Regions from separate parts of the Mus musculus genome. Here region 2 is linked to region 1. A link is a loop called in an ENCODE intact Hi-C map of the cell type or tissue named here. Cell type or tissue: heart. All regions are shown on one strand. Each heading gives the region's core, and the rest is flanking DNA. Links, peaks and the distances in the headings are about the cores only.

Region 1 (10,510 bases), core at 3,325-8,324:
GATAGGTACCAATCCTTCAGTGCAACTCAAACTGAAGTCAACTGGTAGGATTTCTAGGTTAAGTGGGAATCCACCATCTCCCACGGCTCACTTTCTCCCAGAGCAGAAACAGCCATTTTGCAACTCTCCAGTGACCTACATGAGGAGGAAAGTCCCAGAGTGCAATGGCAAAGTCAGAACAGGCCTGGGTCCTCCACCAGCCAAAGTGACACTGACAAATACCAACTCCAGCTTCCTGTTACAGGAGCATTAAATCCCCATTTGCTTACTAAGCCAATCTGTCTGATGCTTGACCATTTCTCCAACAAATGAAAAAAGAAACCAACTGTAAGTATGCACTTAGATCCCAGGCATCTAGAGCAGCTGAGCACCTAACTCACGTTGACTGTGAGCCTTGTACTCTGAGATGAAAAGAAAAATCTGGAGAATAGAGCAAACATTGGCAACAACTTGCTCTAAGCCTAGGCAAACCGTTTCCTTTCTTCCCGCACCAGCCTTCCTACCCTGCCTGCTCACAGCAGTTACAAAGACCTGAGTGACTATACCCCACGGTACTATATAAATGTAAATGTGTGTGGTCTCATGTACAGTGCATTCCCTGTGTGCATCTCAGTTCACACTATCAAAGAATACATAGTTTCCTGAAGACCACTAAACCAAGTCTAACCGAATGGGTTGTATTTTTACCCGAGGGAACAAAGCTGTATTTTAGCTCCTGGTTCCAGTGAGCTGACACAGAGGGAAGGCATCAGAAGCCCAGCCTGGGGCAGTAGGAGTTGCTAAGATGCTACTTTTCACACATCACTGACCCAGGAAGCAGAGAGACAGAACCAGGGCCAGCCTCCCAAAGTATAGCCATCCCCCTATGAGCCACATGAGTGAGTTCTGTGGTTGCTACTTTTGAGTGGTAGGCAGCTCCATACTGATCAGCCACCATAGTTACAACCGAAAGGAAGGCCAGGGTTAGATAACTCTGATTTTACTAAATTTGAGTCAGTAACATTGCTGTGTTGGTTGTCTTTGCTTGATGGTTCTTTGCTGTCGTATCTACTTCATGAAATCTGTGTGGTACTTGTGCGTCTACCTCATCCTCCTTTGTAAATATGTTTTATGCATGGTTATAGGTCAGCAAAGATAGGAGTTAAAATGTGGCTGTTTGTGAGAGTGACTGGGTTGGGCCAGCAAGCCTGGGGTTGTGTTTCATATGTAGGGGCTGCTTTAAGCTTTAAGTGGCGATGTGTGTGTGTGTGTGTGTGTGGTGTGTGTGTGTGTGTGTGTGTGTGTGTGTGTGTGTGTGTGTGTGTGTGTGGTGTGTGTGTGTGTGTGTGTGGTGTGTGTGTGTGTGTGTGTGTGTGTGTGTGCGTGCGTGCCTGTGTCTGTGTTCTGGCTCCTAGGTGAGGGAAGCAGGAAGCACTGGAACCTTGTCATCCTTGGGATTTCCTTCCTGTGCTGCAGCTTCCTCCTTCTCTAAGGGGCTTGGCTTAGGAAAGGCATTCCTTGCTCACCCTACAACTTCCTGGATTGTTGATCTTGGAAGCTCTTTATCTATTTCCTTTGATAAAAAGCTTTAGTTTTTTGTTTCTTACAGAAAGGGGAAGTAATTTAAAAGTTTTGGCCCAGTGGACTTCCCTTCTGATTAAATTTGCAGCAATTTTGTCTAATGAAAGAAAAGCAAGTATTAGTTAAACAACATCAAATCATGTGGGAGAAACCATTCTCCCTGCCCAGAGAGGAGTGCCCCTCTGAAGGGAGCAGACTCCCACCTCCCCAGTTCTCTTTCCCTTTCTATCCCTCCTAGTAAGCGAGCTTGAGCTACAGAACGTGGAAACGCCGTCTAGGGTCATCTTAAAGAGAAAATACTGATTTGCTGGTATGAATCGAAGAGAAAACTTAGGTACATAAGACATCAGTCATGTTTTTCTTTTCACAGTTTATTTTTCTATGCATTTAACTACATTTCCACATGTAGAAAGTCATATTGTTATTACTAAATCCAGCAGAGTTCCAGCTGTCTGTAAGAGAATTAAATGCCACTCTCTTTGATTTGCTACTTCCAGTGATAACATGAGGAAATTTCACATGTATTTTAAACATTTTTCTTTTTTTGCACAAATTTGGTAAACAACCAAGAGGCCCTTCAGTAATGAGTTGAATCTAACCATATAAGGACCATTTGTGTTTAGTAGAAGCAAATGTGGAATTTTGCTGTTTTGTGTCATAGAGAGATTGTGAGAACTAGGATTAAAGTGTGAAATATGGGTTTGGAGTCAGAAGCCTGGGAAAAGCACGGCAGATCAGGGAAGAGTCTTCGCAGGAGCACATCAGGGAGGAGCCAGAGCATGAGCACATCAATCAGGGAGGACCCAGGGCAGGGCAGTTTAACATGGATTGGAACCATGTCTTGTTCCTAATGAAGTGATCACTTTGGGTGATTTTGTCACATATCACAACGCAAACATATTTATTTATATTGTTTAATTATGTGTACATGTGTGTGCTTGTGTGCAGGTATGTATATCTGAGTGCAGATGCCTGCAGAGGCCAAAATAGAGTGTTAGACACGTAGAAGTTGTACCCACAGGCAGCTGTGAGCTGCCCTGCATGGGTAGTGACACTGAGACTTGGCTCCTGTGCAGGAGCCGTCTGCATCCTTTACTGTTGGATCATCCCTCTTGCTCTCAAGACATTTTTAAAAACACTGTCCTAATTTAAGATTGCATTTCATTTTAGGGGACTAGAGATGCCTTGGTAGTTAAGATTAGTTATTACCCTTTGTATTCTAGGCTGAAATAGGGTTTGAATGGCAAGCTGCGATTGGCATTAGAATTCTGAGGAGCAGAGGAAAACATATATCTTAACAAAATTAAGCTGTGCCTTCAACCTGGTTATTGCAGACTTTCATTGAACTTAAATACATTATGTACTAGAGTCTGATTAATGAAGAACATGCAGCTCCACTCACTCTCTAAATTATAAGATATCAATACAGATGATCATATCTGTTTCACATACATATATACATATATACATACATACATACATAATACATAATACACATATTCTAAAATTACATGTAGCATATATGTTAAACATTGCTATATATTGTGTTAATACATACACACACGTAGGCTAACATTCTGAATAAATTCAAATGAAGAACATACATTAAAATTTCTTAAATAGATTTACATTTAAAAAATTAAATTTGTATTTATAGATTTTTGTGTGTATATGGTGTGTGTGTGTGTGTGTGTGTGTGTGTGTGTGTATGCATGTGCTCACGTGCTACAGTGTACATGTGACTGTCAGAGTACTCCCATGGGGAATGAATTTTCTCCTCCATGATTTAAGTAGTTCTGGATTTGACTGCAGGTTGCCAGGCTTGTACAGCATGCAACTTTTCCTACTGAGCCATCACCAGCCTCAAGTAGGGTCTTTTTCTTTTAAAAAACAAAATATTTCATTATAGAATAAATGCATCAATCAGTAGGGCTGTGCAGATGAGAGGTGAAGGGGACCCTGAAGCAGACCTAGGGTCTCTGTCCCTCAGATGAATAATTCAGGACCCACGGCTTACTTGCCCATCTGATCCTCTTTTCACTGTCTGCTTTCCAAACTCTGTGATTTCAAGCCACGCCATTTCATTTCATGCACAATGTTTTCAGCATGTGGCTCTGAAAGGGGAAGACCAAGTGGTCAACAGTTTTAAATGCTTTTTTAAAATAACATTTGTATAAAATAGGAGTGTGGCACTTACTATCAGGTCCAGGGAACTGCAAACCCTCAAAGGTTTTACATGCCTGTCTGTGTTCTGGCTCACTTTCTATAAAACGCTGCTTTTATTGCTTCAAGTTGGGCGGATTTTGTTTACATGCAATCCAGTTAAAATGTTAAAACAGACCGATGCTTGCTTTTTTCCCTTGGTGACTTGTTTTCCAGATGGAACGTTTTGTGTCCATGGAGTACTTGATCTTTGTTTTACATGGAAATATTCTCTCTATCCACATGACCTCTGGTGGCGTTCAGCTGTGCTTTTTTTGCCTTGAAACCACCTCTCGTATTGTAGAATAGAAGGGAGAAACCAGCATAAGACTCATCCTCTTAAGATTTGGGGTTTAGGGCAGACCTGCTGTTCTCATTAAACTACAGACTACATTTAGTGTTTTCTGATTAAGCTAGAGCATGCAGTGGACATTTTATGGTACTTCGAGGGACTGTGTTGTGATCCTTCTCCACTTTGTTGTTGTTGTTGTTGTTGGCTCTGTACTATGTAACACTCACTTATGCTGGATTAGAAGATTTGACCCAGACAGATTTTTAGGTTGATGTGTAAGTGTACATCCTAATGAATCTTTATAGGAATGAATAAAGTCATCAGAATTTGTTTAGGTTTGGAATGTGGTTTCTGTGTCCAACTGCCAATATTCAAGTACCTGCTTCACCAGCTATGAGCCCCATTGTCTTAAGTTATTTAAGTCTTCAGAGCTTCAGTTTCTTTATATATATGACATGTAGATAATAAGAGCAACTAACTTTTATGCTTTGGAGTATAGATTAAGCTAAGATAAAAACAAACAGCATTATCATTACTTTTACCTTAAATGCACTAAGATATTTGTTAGTGAATTTTTTTTCATGCTGTCAATGCTACAACATAATGATTATTGGCTTCTGGATGTAAGCAAATATAATTAAAAGATTATAAGTATCAAAAAGTAAGTGTGTTATTCTGAGGTATGAGTCTACTGAATATTTTGTGTAGCTTTCATACATGTCAGACACGTAGTTCAGTGAGTTGTGTCACCAGGTGTCTAGAGCCACCTTCAGAAGCATGCCACAAGAGCCCATGTTAGCTTTTGACTTCTCCAAAGTGGCTCTAGTTTCCCTTAAAGCCCACTGGGAGTAGGAGTGAGTGAGCATTCATTTAGGAAGCTCCTAAATGTGTCTGTACTTTTCAGGCTGGGACACACATTACAGTAATAGCAGGCTCACCATCTCTGTGTAGAGGAGCCAGGCATTGCTAGGGTCCATGATTTACCGAAAATTGATTCCCCAGACTCAAATACTATGCAAAAGCAAAGAGTGTTTATTTCTGCATACAGGGGCTCAATTCCATCTGGATGGAAGGACCCCTAAATTAATTTGCAGATTCAGTGTTAAAGCCAAAAAGGAGGAACATTAGGGTGACTTATATCTTGATTGATTAGTTTTATCTCTGGGGCTCTGGGTGATGCTATGATTCAGACTATTCTTGTCCACAAGCTTGGCTAACTGTCCTTTTAGCAGCTGGGGAGGGGTCCCTTTTACACAAGCCTGTGGTTGTTTCAGTAACTAACTTGCTAAGTTCTGACAAGTAGAAACTCAGGCCTGGTCTCCTGAACTGCTAGTTTGCAGCCTGTCGTGGAGTCAGCCTGGCTCAGGCCAATTCACTCCTTTTAACTTTTCAGTAGAAAGCTTTTGTCCTCTTTGAGAAGGGACAGCTCATTTGTAATATTCTGGCGTCTGTGCCTTTGAGGACTAGGCTGTTCTGGCTCTTGCTAGCACATGGGGTTTGATGTCCTGGTCAAACCACACCTGTGATTAGGTTGGGTTTCAGGCCTTGGCTGGATCTATGAGCTACTATGCTATTCCAATCTTTCTGAGCTTTGCTGGTGAGACAGGTTACCAGGCCCAAGGGCCCAAGAACTCAGAGGACAGTAGGACACAGAGAACCAAGGAAGCCAGTCCTGGGATGGAAACTGGAGAGACACCTGCCTGCCTCACACAGTTGCCAGACCTCATTATGGGGCTCTGGGAAGTTACAGCCTGTCATTCTCTAAGTGTACTGTGTTTTATTTTTATCAGGTTGGCATTTCACACCCCAGAGATGCTTAATGTGTCATTTGCAGAATTTGAAACATCATATTACTCAGTCTCTTCTAGTCCATTTATAAAATGTACAGCAAGTCCTGTCTTGGCATTGCTTCCAAGAGAACACTCAAATTTTGCCCTCTCCTATTTGTGAAATGTCTGTTGATCCTAATTTGGTGATGTGTTCCTACATCTCCTATCCCTGAAAGACCATTTTCTGTAGCACTTATACTTTATTAAATATGATATTGCATGTATTTTCCTTGTTTCTTGACATGAACAGTAAGTTCAAGCATGAGTTATTTATGTGAACTGAGTCACAATCATCTCTGTCAATCTGATTTTATTCTGCTGTAGCATCAACACAGTATTGATACCCTCCTATAAAAACTCGTGGAACTGAATATGCGTTTATCTTTTTGATCATCATGCCAGCATATCCCCTCTTTTATTAAAATAACTTCTTTTTCCTCCCCCCCCCTCCTCTTCCTTCTTCTTCGTATTAGACAAGGCCTCCCTGAGTAGCCCTGGCTGGCCTACAACTCACAGAGATCTTTCTGAATCTACCTCCCAAGTGCTGAGATTAAAACTTAGGTACTACTTTCTAGATACTGAGATAGTTGTAAATAAAACTGAGTTTTTTTCCTCTAGAAAATTTACGTTTAGTGGAGGAAAAGCTAGCACTGAGGCATTGGTGGCACTAGAGCCAAGTGTGACATGTGCAGGTGCAGGTGAGGTGTGCATGTGGTTGCGTAGATGCATGGATGGTATTCTTTTTTTTTTTTTTTTAGTATTTTATTTAGTTATTCATTTATTTTTAGATATTTTCTTTATTTACATTTCAAATGTTATCCTGTTTCCTAATTTCCCTTCCGAAAATCCCCTCTCACCTCCCCTCCCCCTGCTCCCCAACCCACCCACTCCCATTCCTGGTTCTGGCATTCCCCTATACTGGGGTATAGAGCCTTCACAGGACCAAGGGCCTCTCCTCCCATTGATGACCAACTAGGCCATCTGCTACATATATAGTTAGAGCTACAAGTTCCACCATGTGTTTTCTTTGATTGGTGGTATAGTTCCAAGGAGCTTTGGGGGTACTGGTTAGTTCATATTGATGTTCCTCCTTTGGGGCTTCAGACCCCTTCAGATCCTTGGGTATTTTCTCTGGCTCCTTCACTGGGGACCCTGTACTCCATCCATTGGGATGACGGCGAGCATCCACTTCTGTATTTGCCAGGCACTGGCAGAGCCTCACAGGAGACAGTTATATCAGGCTCCTGTCAGGATGCTCTTGTTGGCATCTGCCTAGTATCTGGGTTTGGTGGTTGTTTATGGGATAGATCCCCAAGTGGGGCAGTCTTTGGATAGTTGTACCTTCAGTCTCTGCTCCGAACTTTGTCTCTGTAACTCCTTCCATGGGTATTTTGTTCCCCATTCTAAGAAGGAACGAAGTATTCACACTTTGATCTCCCTTCTTCTTGAGTTTCATGTGTTTTGCAAATTGTATCTTGGGTAGTCTAAGTCTCTGGGCTAATATCCACTTATCCATGAGTGCATATCATGTGTGTTCTTTTGTGATTGGGTTACCTAACTCAGGATGATATCCTCCAGATCACATGGATGGTATTTCATTCACCTAGACAGACTCTGCCTAGGACCAGGAGCAGGGCTCTGCAGGAACTAAGCTGTTACTACATAAGGCCATTGCTACATTCTGGGATGCTTTAGGGCCAGGAGTCCATTCTGTTCATCTGGAATTCTCTGAATACCTGCAGGTCCTCAGCAGTAATTAATTCAAGGAGGCTGTCAAGGGAACAGTATAGTTTCGATTATTTTGTGTTTCCTGTGGTAATTTCTGTTGGGGGAAATAATTAAAAATAGATTGTGAGCCTTAATTAAATGAAATCTTTTGCTGGTGTGATCTGAGGGCCTAAACAGTTTTCTAATTATTCACTGCAACAACCTAGCTAGTCAGTTTTGCCCCAGGGAACAGTTGCAAAAAATTCTTTCTAGGAGGAATGTTCTAGATTTTTGTGAGATTTTCCTCTTTTCCTTCAGCTTTCATTCTACTGCCTGAAATAGTCCCACAGTTTCTGCTGGTTTGAGTTTCATATCTTGCTCTATACCATTGTTGTTTTATTTGGAGATAAGCTCTTCCCGTGGGACTCAGGTAGTCTTCAAACTCCAGATCTTCCTGTCTCAGCCTTTTGAGTATTGGATGCACTAGAGTGTACCGCCACACCTGGGGTGAGCATGTTTACAGCTTGTTTTTTCAACTAAATTGTAAGGTTTGCTCTAAGCACTTAGACTGGTGAGTAATATATAGTTAGAAATCAATAAATATTGACTAAACAAGTCAGTCAATTAATAAATGTTCAAAAATATCAATAGAAGAATGATGTACAATGTACAAAAATATCAACATTCTTTTTCTTCTTTTTTTAATCTTGCTATTTTTCTTTTATTCTTTTTATTTTTTATTAGATATTTTCTTTATTTACATTTCAAATGTTATCCCTTTTCCTAGTTTCCCCTCTGAAAATCTCCTATCTCTTCCCAGCTCCCCCTGTTCCCCAACCCACCCACTCCTGCTTCCTGGCCCTGGCATTCCCCTGTACTGAGGCATAGAACCCTCACAGGACCAAGGGCCTCTCCTCCCATTGATGACCAACTAGGCCGTCCTCTGCTACATATGCAGCTAGAGCCATGAGTTCCACAATGTGTTTTCTTTGATGGATGGTTTAGTCCCAGGGAGCTCTGGGGTTACTGGTTAGTTCAAATTGTTGCTAAATATCAACATTCTTACAGAATGTTGTAGAGTATAGCAAGAAGGAAAGACTAAATATGACCATTAGATAAAATGGAGTAACAAACCAGAGGAAGTAGAGAAATAATGCTTAACATTCAGTCAGATGAGCCAGGAGGAAATAAAATCAATGTCAGTTGGGAAAATGAAGATTAAAAACAAGGAAAAAGATTATTGTTATCTGTTCGAATGTATTGGAGGGTGGGAGATGCTGTGGCTTTCAGGAGTGTGTGAAGGAGAATTTCTCAGACCTGGAATCATTACCTGACTTATGCCTGACACAAATTCTCAGAGAAGCCACACACTACCATGTGCATTTAGCTTTATTTTGGTTCTTATCACAACCTCTTACTCTTCTGTACTCTTATCCCTAAGTTTTTAGTTTTTGTTCAACTAATTCTTATTATTTACAAAGTGAAAGAATTGTCATATGTAATGTATTTTTGGGGAAGTAAAATTTTTATTTCTGACAAGAAATACATTTTTGGTCACACTATTTGCTAAATTTGTAAGAGAAATTTAAAGCAGAGGTCTTGATGTATCTCTCAAAACTTCTCTTTTATTTCTCCAGAGATTGTAAGCATTTTAAGTCCACATTACCAATCTCTCTTATTCATCATGGAAATTTGGAACAAGTTTCTAAACTAGAGAAATAGAAAACATGTATTGGAAAGTTGTATTTTGGGGGGATTGAGTCTGTGGTCAGCTGACAACAGTGACAAAGACGCGTGTTTCTCAACCATTTTCATGACAGACATCACATGCAATGCAAGTTAGCTTTACCAATAGCAACTTTTTTGTTGTTGTTGTTATTAGTCTGGGTTGAGTCCTGTTCTGTGTAAGACCTCAGAAAACCTACAAATTTGAGAAAGAAATGAGTTCTATGATATGGAGTAGATCTGTAATAAATGAACAGAATTAAAATGGAAATAAAATTAAAGGGACTCCTAGGAGAGAACCAGAGAGGCATGAGGTGGTGGGTAGCATTCTGGTGATCTGAGGAAGTCCAGTGGCCAGTGTGAGCAAGAAGCATGGAGGTCACCTTCAGCAACATTGCAGATGAGACAGAGGAAGTGAACCCATGTAGAAAACTCATCGTAGGAAAGAAGGGCAAATGTGATTTAGGAAATCACAAGCCTGGGGCAACGATTCAAAGTGATAAGAGGTAGAGAGGCAGAGTAGACCCTGTCATAGCCCCTGGCTCACCAGAGAATGAGCAAGGTCATCTGCTGGGAAGGAGGTAGGTGACAGTTATCTTTAGGTTACTTATTTCAAGACTCTTGCTTTAGAGCCATGTCTTGAAAGATTTAATGCCTCTGCATTGTGACATTTTGGTACTAGAACTAGAACCCAAGTCCTCTAACTTTTACTTCAAGTGTTCCTCTTCAGCAAAACTTACAATTCCCTAAAGACCTATATACCAAAATAACTCTCTAAGTAGGGAACTGATCTATGCACATGATAATACAGGGTATAAAAGAAATCAGATAACTCCTTTAAACATCTGTTTTTAGAGGGAAAAGGAGGTTTATTGCTTTCAACTGAACTCCCCTCCCCAGTAAATCAACAGCAGAAACACCAGATATCAAACAAGGACAAGGTCCTGGCTGCATTTCAAGAGATACTGGGCACAGAGACTCACCCTCTCCATGGTACTCAATGCTACCATTTTTGTGGGACTGATACCCAGATAACCTGGTACCAGGAAAGAGAAGGGAATTCTGGGCCTGACAGTTTTGTGGCAGTCTTTTTATAGATTGTTTATTGGTAGATTCAATCAGTGTCCCAGCTTTGATTAATTTGGTAGGTTTTGAACACTGGAAGTTAAACATTCAAAAAGTGTTAGGTCTTTCA
Region 2 (10,510 bases), core at 3,170-8,169, 210 kb after region 1:
ATTTTGGGATCCTGTGATCCTCAGATCTTGGGTTCATCAGAGCTCCTATGAGTCAAGCTGCCTCTGGGACCCTGAGATGCTGGTGTGACTAAACTGGTTTCCTGGGATCCTGGGATCCTGGGCCTGCTAAAGCAACTGGGAATGGAGCTTCCTCTGGGTGTTGTGGGACTGACTGTAGAGTTCACACCCAAGGTCTACTCAGGGCACTGGCCCAGACTAAAAGGAACCTGTGCCACTGGTCAGGGGAAGTTCCTGGGTTCCACTGGTCCCAGTTACTTCTGGTATAGTGTCCTCCTCACCTCTGATCCTATGAGCCACTGTTGTGTATTTAAAGAGATTAAATTTGATTGACTCTTCATTTTAAAACATTTGTGAAATACTGGCAGGCTGGGAAAGCTAAAGAAAAGCTTGTCTAAAGTTAGGACAAATATTTCATCATAAAAAAAAAATCAGTGACATAGATGGTAACTTGAGATTAATGGAGAAAGGTCTCTAAAGCAGCCTCCTTCTTCGTCATAAACCCCACTGACTTCTAGTTGAATGACAGAGAGGAAATAAAAATTGATCCAAACGATACCTTTGTCAGTGGGGTCTTCTGCTGCATATTTATTTTCCCCAAGTTTAATGCATGCCAGCATACACTGTAGAATGGGCCTATTTTTTGGGTTTCACTTTAGCTGTGAGTCATCTTTCTGCCTAACTTTCTGGTTTTGTTACTGTGAGGTTTGTCTGTCATTATTCTTGGGAAAGGTAGGACCTGATGTTTCTCATCTTCTCTTTGGGTACTAGGTTCCTAACTCAGGCAGATTCCCTTACTTAGTCCCAAGATTTCATGCCCTCAAAACTGTGGGGGGTGTTGCTACATAAGGGAACCTACATAGACATCAGTCTAGTAACATGCATTTAACAGAGCCAGAAAACACACTAGAAGGTGTTGGTCATTGTTGAGGAGTAAGAGAAGAGAAAAAAGATGACAGGTTAATAGGAAAAGAAGTTGGAAGAGGAGTATCAATGTATCTCTGAAAGATTGAGAATTAGAAGAGGGTTACAGGTACTTTAAATCATTCTGTAAGACACTCTGTGTGTGTGTGTGTGTGTGTGTGTGCGCGCGCGCGTGCGCGTGCGCACATGCGTGCACACATACAGGATGTTCATCAGGAGAGGGTTCTGGGCTGTTATAGCAACATTTGTAAATATGGGGTATTTGTTCATTGTTAATTGTTCAGTCCATGAGACTGGATGTCTCAGTTGGTCTTCAGCATACATCAAAATGGGCTCTAATACCAGTGATGGAATGCCACAGCAGTAGGACAGATGAACTTGCCTGCGAGAATGAGGGTAGGTAAGCCAAATGCAAAACCTTCTTCCATCTCCTATAAGCTATATGGCACCAGAAGGTGGACCCAGACTTAGGGTGAGTCTTCTGACCAAAAATGACCCAGACTTAAGGCAGGTCACTCAAGGATGCCCAGCTGTTTGGAATTGTAGTCAAGTTGACACCAAGAATAGATATCACACACCTGTAGACTAAGGATTAAAAGTTAGTATATGCCAAAAGTGGCATTTGCTGTGTATGAAGTGGAGTGCACATGTTTCTCCTGTGGTTGGTCCTGGGCATCAAGTGCTTATGGTGAAAAGAGGCGTGGATTTTATCACAGCATCCTAACTAATTTTAAGAATCGTCCCATCAAGTTCCTGTTCTTACTGTCATTTAACAGACTGAGGATTGGGCTTTAATAGTTTTCACATGGCATGTAGCTAGTAATTGATGAAGTAAGGATTTCGCTCAAAGCATGTGCTACCTACCAGTAACCGTGATGTACCATCAAAGCAGCAGTCTAGTAACAGAAGCTTGTGCTAACACAGTTCTTTCTGTGTCAAGGGAGCATCCCCTTCACCCTGGCAGCATATTCCTCCAGTGCACAAAGGAAACGCAAGGCCTAGACCAGCATTGCTCTCGTCTAACACTGTACTTACCGAGGATCTCGCTACCTTACTTTCCAAGTTTACTTTTCTAGGGAAAATAGAACACATGGGCCAAGGAACATGAGGAGTCCCCTTGGCCCAGGAGTCTCATTTCTCTTACAAATGGAGCTGTTACTTTCTATTTTAGAGGTCTACCTCTGTAGCCTTCCTTAGCGAGGGTGTATCAGTCACCTCCCTCCCCTCACCCGGGAAAGCAGGGATGCAGATGAGCTTTTGGAAAGATGCCCAGAAAATGAGGAAAGCCAAGAAACCAACAAAAATGGTAGGAAGAAGGACCAGACTCCAGGCCCTTGAGCGCACACTCAGCTCCTGTCTCTTGGCTGGTATTGTTTACTGACTTTTAGTTCATGTTCCCAGCTGCAAGGTTTTGTTTTTTGTTTTATTAATAAAAGTGTCTTCCCATAGGACTTTGGGAATTGAAACAGAACCTTATATGTACTAGGCAAGCATCAGCTCTTTGTATATTTTTTTGTGACAAAAAAACTTCACCCCTGCTGTCTAGGCTCGCTTGATATCTTCCTGCCTCAGTTTTACCAGTATTTAGGACTAGGATTATAGACATGAACAACAGACTATACCGGGCCAGCTTCAATCATGTGTATGCTTGAGTGTGACGGTGTGTGTGTATGAGTGTGTATGTTGCTTGTCTGGAATGTCCATGTGTTGTAAAATCTGGAGACATTTACATATCAGCCTCTCACTTCACTATAGAACCTGGGAATCACTAATGTTCACTGCTGCAGAGACAGCTTTCATGGGTTCCGAAGATTTCAATTCAGGTCTTCCTGTTTGAAATCAAGTGTGTTACCCACTGAGCTATCTCCCTAGCCCCGACAGCCCACCACTTCTTGAGGAAACATGGGGAGTTTCAGACCTATGTCTCACACATAAGCTTTCAAAAGTCTTAGTTGCTTTAGCATCCCTTCTTCAGGCCCATAGTCAAGGTTCTGCAGCTCAAAATCGTCTATTACCGGAGCTCTCAGAGCAGAATCTTGGGATCTTTTCCTTTGGATAGCAAACCTGAGCTGATTTACAAATGTGAGATGAGTAAGTTTCCCGGGTGTCCATCAGCAGGCTCATGAGAAGAAAGACGGCTCCTTAGGATTATGGTTGATGAGCCTTTAAGTCACTGGCCTTGACAGGTGGACATTGAGAGGGTTTAAAAAAAGCCTTGAGTCCCACTATGTCTGAAGAAAACAATTTCCAATGATAGATGCAGAATGAAGCCTTGGGCCCAAAGTTGCCTTCTACCTTAACTGAGGATTATCTAAGAGTTTAGACAGATGGGAGGCCAGATTATATATTCCACAGAGTGGCGAGTTTGCACACCCGCAACTTCCCATCTGTAGCCAGAGCTCTTACACTCTCTTGCCTCTTTGGGGGCTAGGATTTCCAAACGGAAAACAAGATCATTCTTTATGATTGCCAACATCCTTACAACTTTTTATATGTTATGATAACATCAAATACTTTGTTTTCAATCCATTTCTATAGTTTAACGGCATTTCCTTTCTTAAGTACATTGGGCTTCTTATCACTAAATTCTTCAGTTGTATAAATCTCTCTACTTTTAAATTCTTTCTTTTTCATCTGGCTTCTGGCATTATACTCTCCTCCCCACAGCACTGCAAGGCCCTAAGCATAAGTCCACTGCTGTCAATCTTCCATTGTGCCCCACGTCCAGTACTGTCTTTTCCACATCGCAGTTTCTAAAGTGAAGCATGGGCCACACTTGCAAACAAAATGATGTTCTTGTGTTCATTCTGCAAGGCTGAATTGCACTGAGGATGCTCAAGCAACGTTGTTGAGGTTCTGAGGGTTGAAGTCAGCCGACATCTTACAGTCTTCTACAGGCCAAGTGCTCCACGGTGAAAATAAATCGTTCAGAACAGAACACAGGAGTAAAAGCTGCTGTGTGATGTTTCTGCTTGTCTGCTCACCCGTGCTTGCCACCTAGATGCTCAAAAATTTGCTAGCCAACCTAAATAGCTTCAGATTTTATGGGTCAAGTATGATTCATAGCTAGCGAAAGTGGTGTTGTATATTGCTTGGTATCTCCTCTAGGCTACATCTACTTAAATTCCCTCCAATTTAAATAAAACTATGTTTTGTATATTCACCAGCCTGAAAATAATGTTTGAGTTTTGGTAGCTATGGTGTCTGTTGTGTTTGGAATGTTTAGTGAGCACAGCTGAGCAGTCGTGAAGCTTCAGGTGAAGGTCTGTAGAGGCAACTGACTCAGTCTCGACCACCCAGCAAGGCCCAGCTCATGGGATCTCCACCAGATGCCGCTCAAGGCGAGCTGCTGATCACTGGAAAGTAGAAGGGTAGTAAGAGAGAGAATGGAATGATACTTCTAGGAACACAAATGCACACACACACACATTCACATGCACACACATAGACACATACTAACATTGCACACATTCATACACACATGGACACACACAGCAGCAACAGTAACTTGAATTTCATGTACAAGTATGATTTTCTTTATATATACCAAAGAATGCATTCTTTTTTCTTTCTTTCTTTCTTTTTTTTTTGTTTGTTTTTGAGACAGGGTTTCTCTGTATAGCCCTGGCTACCCTGGAACTCACTCTGTAGACCAGGCTGGCCTCAAACTCAGAAATCCTCCTGCCTCTGCCTCCCAAGTTCTGGGATTAAAGGCATGCGCCAAAATGAAGAGTATACATCTAAAATGCACATCTGAGTTTTATGTCTTATCCTGGGACTAAGTATTTAAAAGGACCTTCCTTCACAAATGTTTAAACTCCTGTTACTATTTGCCTTACTAATATAAAAATAATTCTTTCTCTTATATTAAAGAATTGATGTATTTCTATTTCAACATTTACAGATAAGGTAGTGCTAGGTACAAAAGTGACTTCTAATGCATACGTTAGCCAATATTTTTAAGATGATCTCACTGTATATAGCCTGGTTATGTCTTGAGGTTGCCAATCTCTTACCTTTGTTTCCCAAGTCTTGTTTCTATCACCGTGCACCAGTGATGCCCAGAGAGCAGTTATTCAAAACTAGGTTGGGTTGATTTTTGTTTTGTTTTGTTGAAACCAAATCTATCCATTCAGTGAAGGTATTTGTTAAGTCTGTAGTGGCTTAAGGCTAGGCCCTTAGTCTCATGTTGTAAAAGTTACTAGGCAGTGAGTGCTGGCCTTGTTACCGTTAGGAGTACCTTGCAGGAGGAGTGTGGATACTATCAGAGTGTGTGAGTAGAGAAGGGCATGGCTGTGCACAGCTGTAATCCCAGCACCTGAGAGGCTGACGAAGGATTGTCTCCATCTTAGGGCTAGTCTGGGTTGCATGGGAAATTCCAGGCCCATTTGGACTCAAGAATAAAATCCTGTTTCAAAACAAAACAAAACAAAACAAAAAACCCAAAATCAAATTGAAACAAAAACTAAAAAGAAGAGAGACTATACTGTGAGATTTGACCTTATTGGAGAGGCCGGGGAAACCTGCCATGAGGAAACAGTGAAAATCTTAAGCCTTTCAAGAGGCCCAAAGCCTGCCTGTGTCTCAATACTGGACAATGGGTACTAAGACAATCTGAAAATAAGAGTGGGAAGAAAAACAAATCAAAATGAAGATATGGTAGGACGTCTTAGTATGGCATGAGACGTTCTTAAAGTCCTGCCTGGTCAGTTAATCACCATTCATTGGCTTCATATCAATTATAGGAAATCAGGTCAAGAGTCTTATTGTCAATTACCAACCTTCTAGGAAGTGATCTGTAGCCACTTTTATTTTCTGAAGCCACTAAATTCATTGATACTTTTAGTTATGGAGGAAGATATTGTACAGGTTTTTTTTTTTTTCCTTTGAGAGAGAGACATATAGTTTAAAGCCGATAAGGGAGAGGGGGGGTTTTATTATATACATTTGTGTCCTAAAAGGGGGCAAATACATTTTTTAAAGGCACATGTTTAAGACACTGTTTTCTTTTGAACAACTCTTCTCCAACAATGTAGGCTGGTTCTGATAAGATAGAATATTAATGCTTCGGAGCTCTAGGCAAGAGAGTCACTTGATATCCGGATTTGTGCCTTGGGTGGCTGCATCCCAGCTGTGCCACTCCAGAGTTTGGTAGAGATAAAAGCTGGGCTGCTGGCATGATTATGGAAGCACACACTGCTTAACTTTATCTCCAGTAGAACTAAATTTAGTCTCTAAGAGGCACACTTTTCTTTTCAAATGAAAACTGCATTATATAATGATTCTGAATAATTCAAAACTGGCATGAGCCTAATAAATAGATACATCACAGGCCAACGGACTTGGCTTCAGCTTGCGAGGGTATCAAAGATCTCTTTTCTCATAGTAAACTTTATTTAGAGAAATCCACTGTTATATACTCTCAGATTGTGGTGAGTTGTAGCCAAGATAAGTTACATGTAACCTTATTACAATTATTGCCTACAGTGACCCACGTAGAAATAAACTGATAATAAGATGATTTCATTTTTATTTTAGGTTTATGGATGAGCTCCTTCTCTGACCTTATTAGTCACTGGAGGGGAAAAAATGGAGCAAAGTGAGCTCACACCTCTGAATACATAAATATACGTACTCTATACATAACATAGGTAGCAACACACACACACACACACACACACAAACACACACACACGAGAGAGAGAGAGAGAGAGAGAGAGAGAGAGAGAGAGACAGAGACAGAGACAGAGACAGAGACAGAGACAGAGAGTCAAGCAATCCAAATCTAGTTTTAGAGCACTGTGAAGATGTCTGAATGAGGGATGAGGGCTGGTGCGGTGGGAAGGGCTGTGATAGGATGCTCTATCATAGATTCTGCAGGCATCTTGAAGGTCAGGTGGTGTGGGGTCTGAATGTGAGGAGTTTCTACATGTTTGGACACTGCTTAGAAGGTTGTGGAAACTTTAGGAATTACAGCCAGAAGTGGGTCACTGCAAGTGGGCCTTGAGGCTTATAGCCCAGCCCAACTTCCTTTGCTCTGTTGCTGGGTGTGGATACAATGTGACCAGCCAGCCTCCTGCTTCTGCCTGTGCCTCCCTGCCAGAGGTCATGATTTTCCAGCCATGATGGACTGGATCCCTCTGGAACTGTGAGCCAAAATATCCATTTTATTCCTTAAGTTCATTTTGTTGAAGTATTCAACCATGGCCAGAAAGCATCAACTTTCTTGTAACAAACACAGGGTTTTATCTTCCTGTATGACCTCAGATTATGTTAGTTAGATTAAAAAAACAAACAAACAAAAAAACCAAAAAAACACAACTAACCAGCACACCGTAAAATAATGGTGTTTGGGTCATAGACTCGGTTCGTGAGATGATTCTGTAGAAAGATTATTAAATAGTCATGGTGTAGCCTTTCAGAGATGCTGTGTAGGTTCTTTGTAGCTGAAGAGAATTCTTCCTGTGGAGGTTAACACACCATGATACAGTTTGTAAGCCAGGACAAACTTATGTGTGCTAAAAATCCTGAAACTCCTCTTTGTATGTATTTTTAAGGTTAGTACTCTCAATGTGCTCTGGATGGGAAACTTTTCAATTACTTGACAGTGCACTCTAGTATACAAAGATTACCACCCAAATCTTTCCTAAATATCCCTCAATCAACAGTCACATGCTACCAGCAGCCAACATTATGAATCACCTAGAACAAAAGGGGTTTATGGATTTGTAAAAGGAATTATTTATTCTGGCTAGCTTGTATAAAACGTACAATCCAGATGTTTTATTTACAAGCTGTTAGCTGGGATTGGGCAGGTTTGGAGCTATTCTAACTTACATCCCAGCCACATGTCCATTGTTGCTTGCTGTTTCTGCTGGCCATATGCTCATGGAGGTCCATCTCCTTTCATGGAGGCTTCCTCCTCTTACCCTGTCATTTCTTCTTTCCCCTCTGGCCTCAACTTTTAACTACCAGCCAGGTAAGTGAAAACCCACTTACCTCTGTCTACTGCCAATCACAGGCTTTAGCCTTTTTTGACCAATAACTTGGGGTTGAGGAGGCAATGTTACATGAAGATCTCCTTATCAGAGGGCAACCAGATCTAGGGGGCCAGTATTTTGCATTTGAATACCTAGCAGCAACAGACCAACCCCAGCATGGGTTCTTTTGCCTGGGAATTCCTAGTCAATGGAAAGCAGTTTCAGTTTTAGAAGGTTAAGTTGCTTTCCCTAGACATGTGCTAAACAACATATTTCTCTCACACATTTAAAATATATAGCAGTCATGGATGGTTCTTAGTGCATCCCCTGAGCAGTGCTGTAGGCCTGATTGCCAGCCTGTGGAACTACAAGGAGGTGCTCTGAGAGGTAGTGTGTGTGTGTGTTTAGTTCATTGACTGGCCTTGGATGGAGACCCAGCCCCTATCTTATTCTTTCTCTGCTTCTTTCTCTCTGTGAAGTGGGAGCATTTTCAGGCTTTCCCACTGCTGCTGAAGGCCTGAAAGAAACATGGCTGACTCTGGTCTGAAAACTCTGAAACTGTGAGACCAAACACATCTTTCTTTTATGAAGGGTTGTTGATCCCAGGCATCTCATAACAGAGTCAGAAACTGTATGTGCTATGTGCAAACATCCCAGGTGCTTTGAGACAGTCCTATGGGTCTGGTTTGCTCTCATTTTGTCCCCACCTTTACAACCCCTGATTAAATCAGACTTCATTTTTTTTTTTTTTGTCTTAAGGCAAAATAAACAGATAAAGAATGTTAACTACTTTAGAATTACTTGTGGTCTATGAGGGCACATAGACCACTGAACTGGCATTTTATTCCTCTGGTCTGCTTAAAAGTTCGGAATTTGAGTTTTCGCTGGAATAACTGTATAGACACTTGAGAACTATAGGTGCTTACGGCTGGTGAGAACATGGCTATTTGCACACTGTTATTACACTCTCATATTACACATGTTTCAGGAAACTGGTTCATGCTATTGTGGCCTTGATATTCAACCAATAGCTTCCTGTGACTGCTAAAAATAAAGCCAGCCTGTGAACTCTTACAGATGAAAAAAGTGTCGATTAGCAGTAATTTCAGTGAGTAGGATGGAAGACTTTTGATGATGGACATTGTATGTCTGGAGTCAACTCATACAGTCCTTGTGGGCTGAAATCATAAGAGGAGAAGGCCAGCCGCTTTCTGCCCATTCTCCTGTATGTAGAATACAGTTTAGACTGGGAGAGAACAGATTCCATGGAGAAGAACTATTGACTACATGAGCATTGTGCATTGTGCATTGTATGTGGGGTGTCTCTGGTTCTTTATGAACCGCCTCACCCACTGATCCCACTCATCATAAGCTCTGCAAGAATAGATGGAGGTGGTGGCTGCAGTGCTGGAGGGATGGGCCCATCTGTCCTCCCAGCTATTAAAATCTATCCTCAGGACAAACAAGAGACAGAATAAATAGTACAGTCTCTACAAGCACCATCAGAGTGAAGGTTCTGAAAAGCATACACCTTGCATCTAAATCACTGTAGCATTAACTGGACAGAATCATTTATGTAACCTCTATTTAGTAATTGCCACCCCCCAAGTATAATTTTGTTCTAAGTAATTCTTCTCTGGTCAGAAAGAGAGATCAAAGAGTAACTACTACTATCCTTGGTTTTTAAATGTCCTTACTGTTTAGACAGCTGCTCCTGGGAACGCCAGTTCTCTTGGATTCTTCGTCAAGGACACCCGGTAGCTGTTTACAGAGGCATTCTTGAGTTTTGCTGCCCTTGACAATTAGTCACATGAGAGTTCATGAATCTCACTGAAGTTAAACATTAGTACAACTGAAATTATCTTGGTAGAAATGTCTGCATATAGTGCTCCCCTTCTGCACATAGTGCTCCCCTTCTGCACATAGTGCTCCCCTTCTGCACATGAGATTTATTAGTTAACAAACCTCTGGAGCTGGACAGAATTGTGCTTCCTAATATGTGAGGTTTGCACCGAGTAAAGCCTTGGGGTGCCAGTCACATGGGATCTGTATGAATGGTGCTCTGTACATTTGTCATGTGACTGCTCTGAAGTTGTCAGTCTATCCATTTTCTCTCTGGCTTCTGTTTGCCATGACATATTATGTGCTTTTAACATTCATTTATGTGCATCATAATTATTGTATAATATAGTGATTTTCCCTTATACTTATGAGTGAACCTTCATAATTTCACAAAGGTTCATATGTAATGGTGAGTCTCTTTGTGGATTGACTTGTTTGTTTGTTTGTTTATTGTTCACTGAAGCACAATAGAGAAGATTAAAGATCCAGAAAATGTTAGGTGAGGGAAATGTAGTTGCTGTTCAGCTAGATCTTAACCTCAGGCAAATTTGGCAAATAAACACGAAGTAATTTCTAACTCCACGGGAGAAGTAGAATTTTTGCTGGAGCTCCTATTTTTAGAACATTTGGTCCTCTTTTCAAGTCTAATAAAACATCCTGATAAGTAAAAACTCAAGGGACAGATCTTGGGCTCCCGAATAAACAAAGGCTCTGAACTTATTAAGGACATTAAAATGGAGACACCT

What was found. A loop is a pair of places that touch in the nucleus more often than their neighbours do. Peaks named below come from ENCODE experiments on the same cell type or tissue, not always from the same donor. Only the 100,000 strongest peaks of a DNase experiment are listed, where the experiment ranks them.
Region 2: a loop joins it to region 1, with 2.3 times the contacts of the local background. A loop is called at or near these places in 3 of 42 quality-filtered maps.

What each region holds. Positions count from the first base shown.
Region 1 is chr1:55,511,553-55,522,062 of GRCm38, forward strand. The region is part of intron 1 of Plcl1 (phospholipase C-like 1); the gene reads left to right. It overlaps Gm39642 (a long non-coding RNA gene), which reads right to left and starts at 1,209. Exons shown (of 4, transcript XR_003947824.1): 1 at 1-1,209. In heart, for the core only: no CTCF peak of the experiment used is centred there; no DNase peak of the experiment used is centred there.
Region 2 is chr1:55,723,439-55,733,948 of GRCm38, forward strand. The region is part of intron 5 of Plcl1 (phospholipase C-like 1); the gene reads left to right. Among named protein-coding and RNA genes, the nearest start is that of Gm32949, 160 kb to the right of the region's middle. In heart, for the core only: no CTCF peak of the experiment used is centred there; a DNase peak (open chromatin) is centred at 6,103.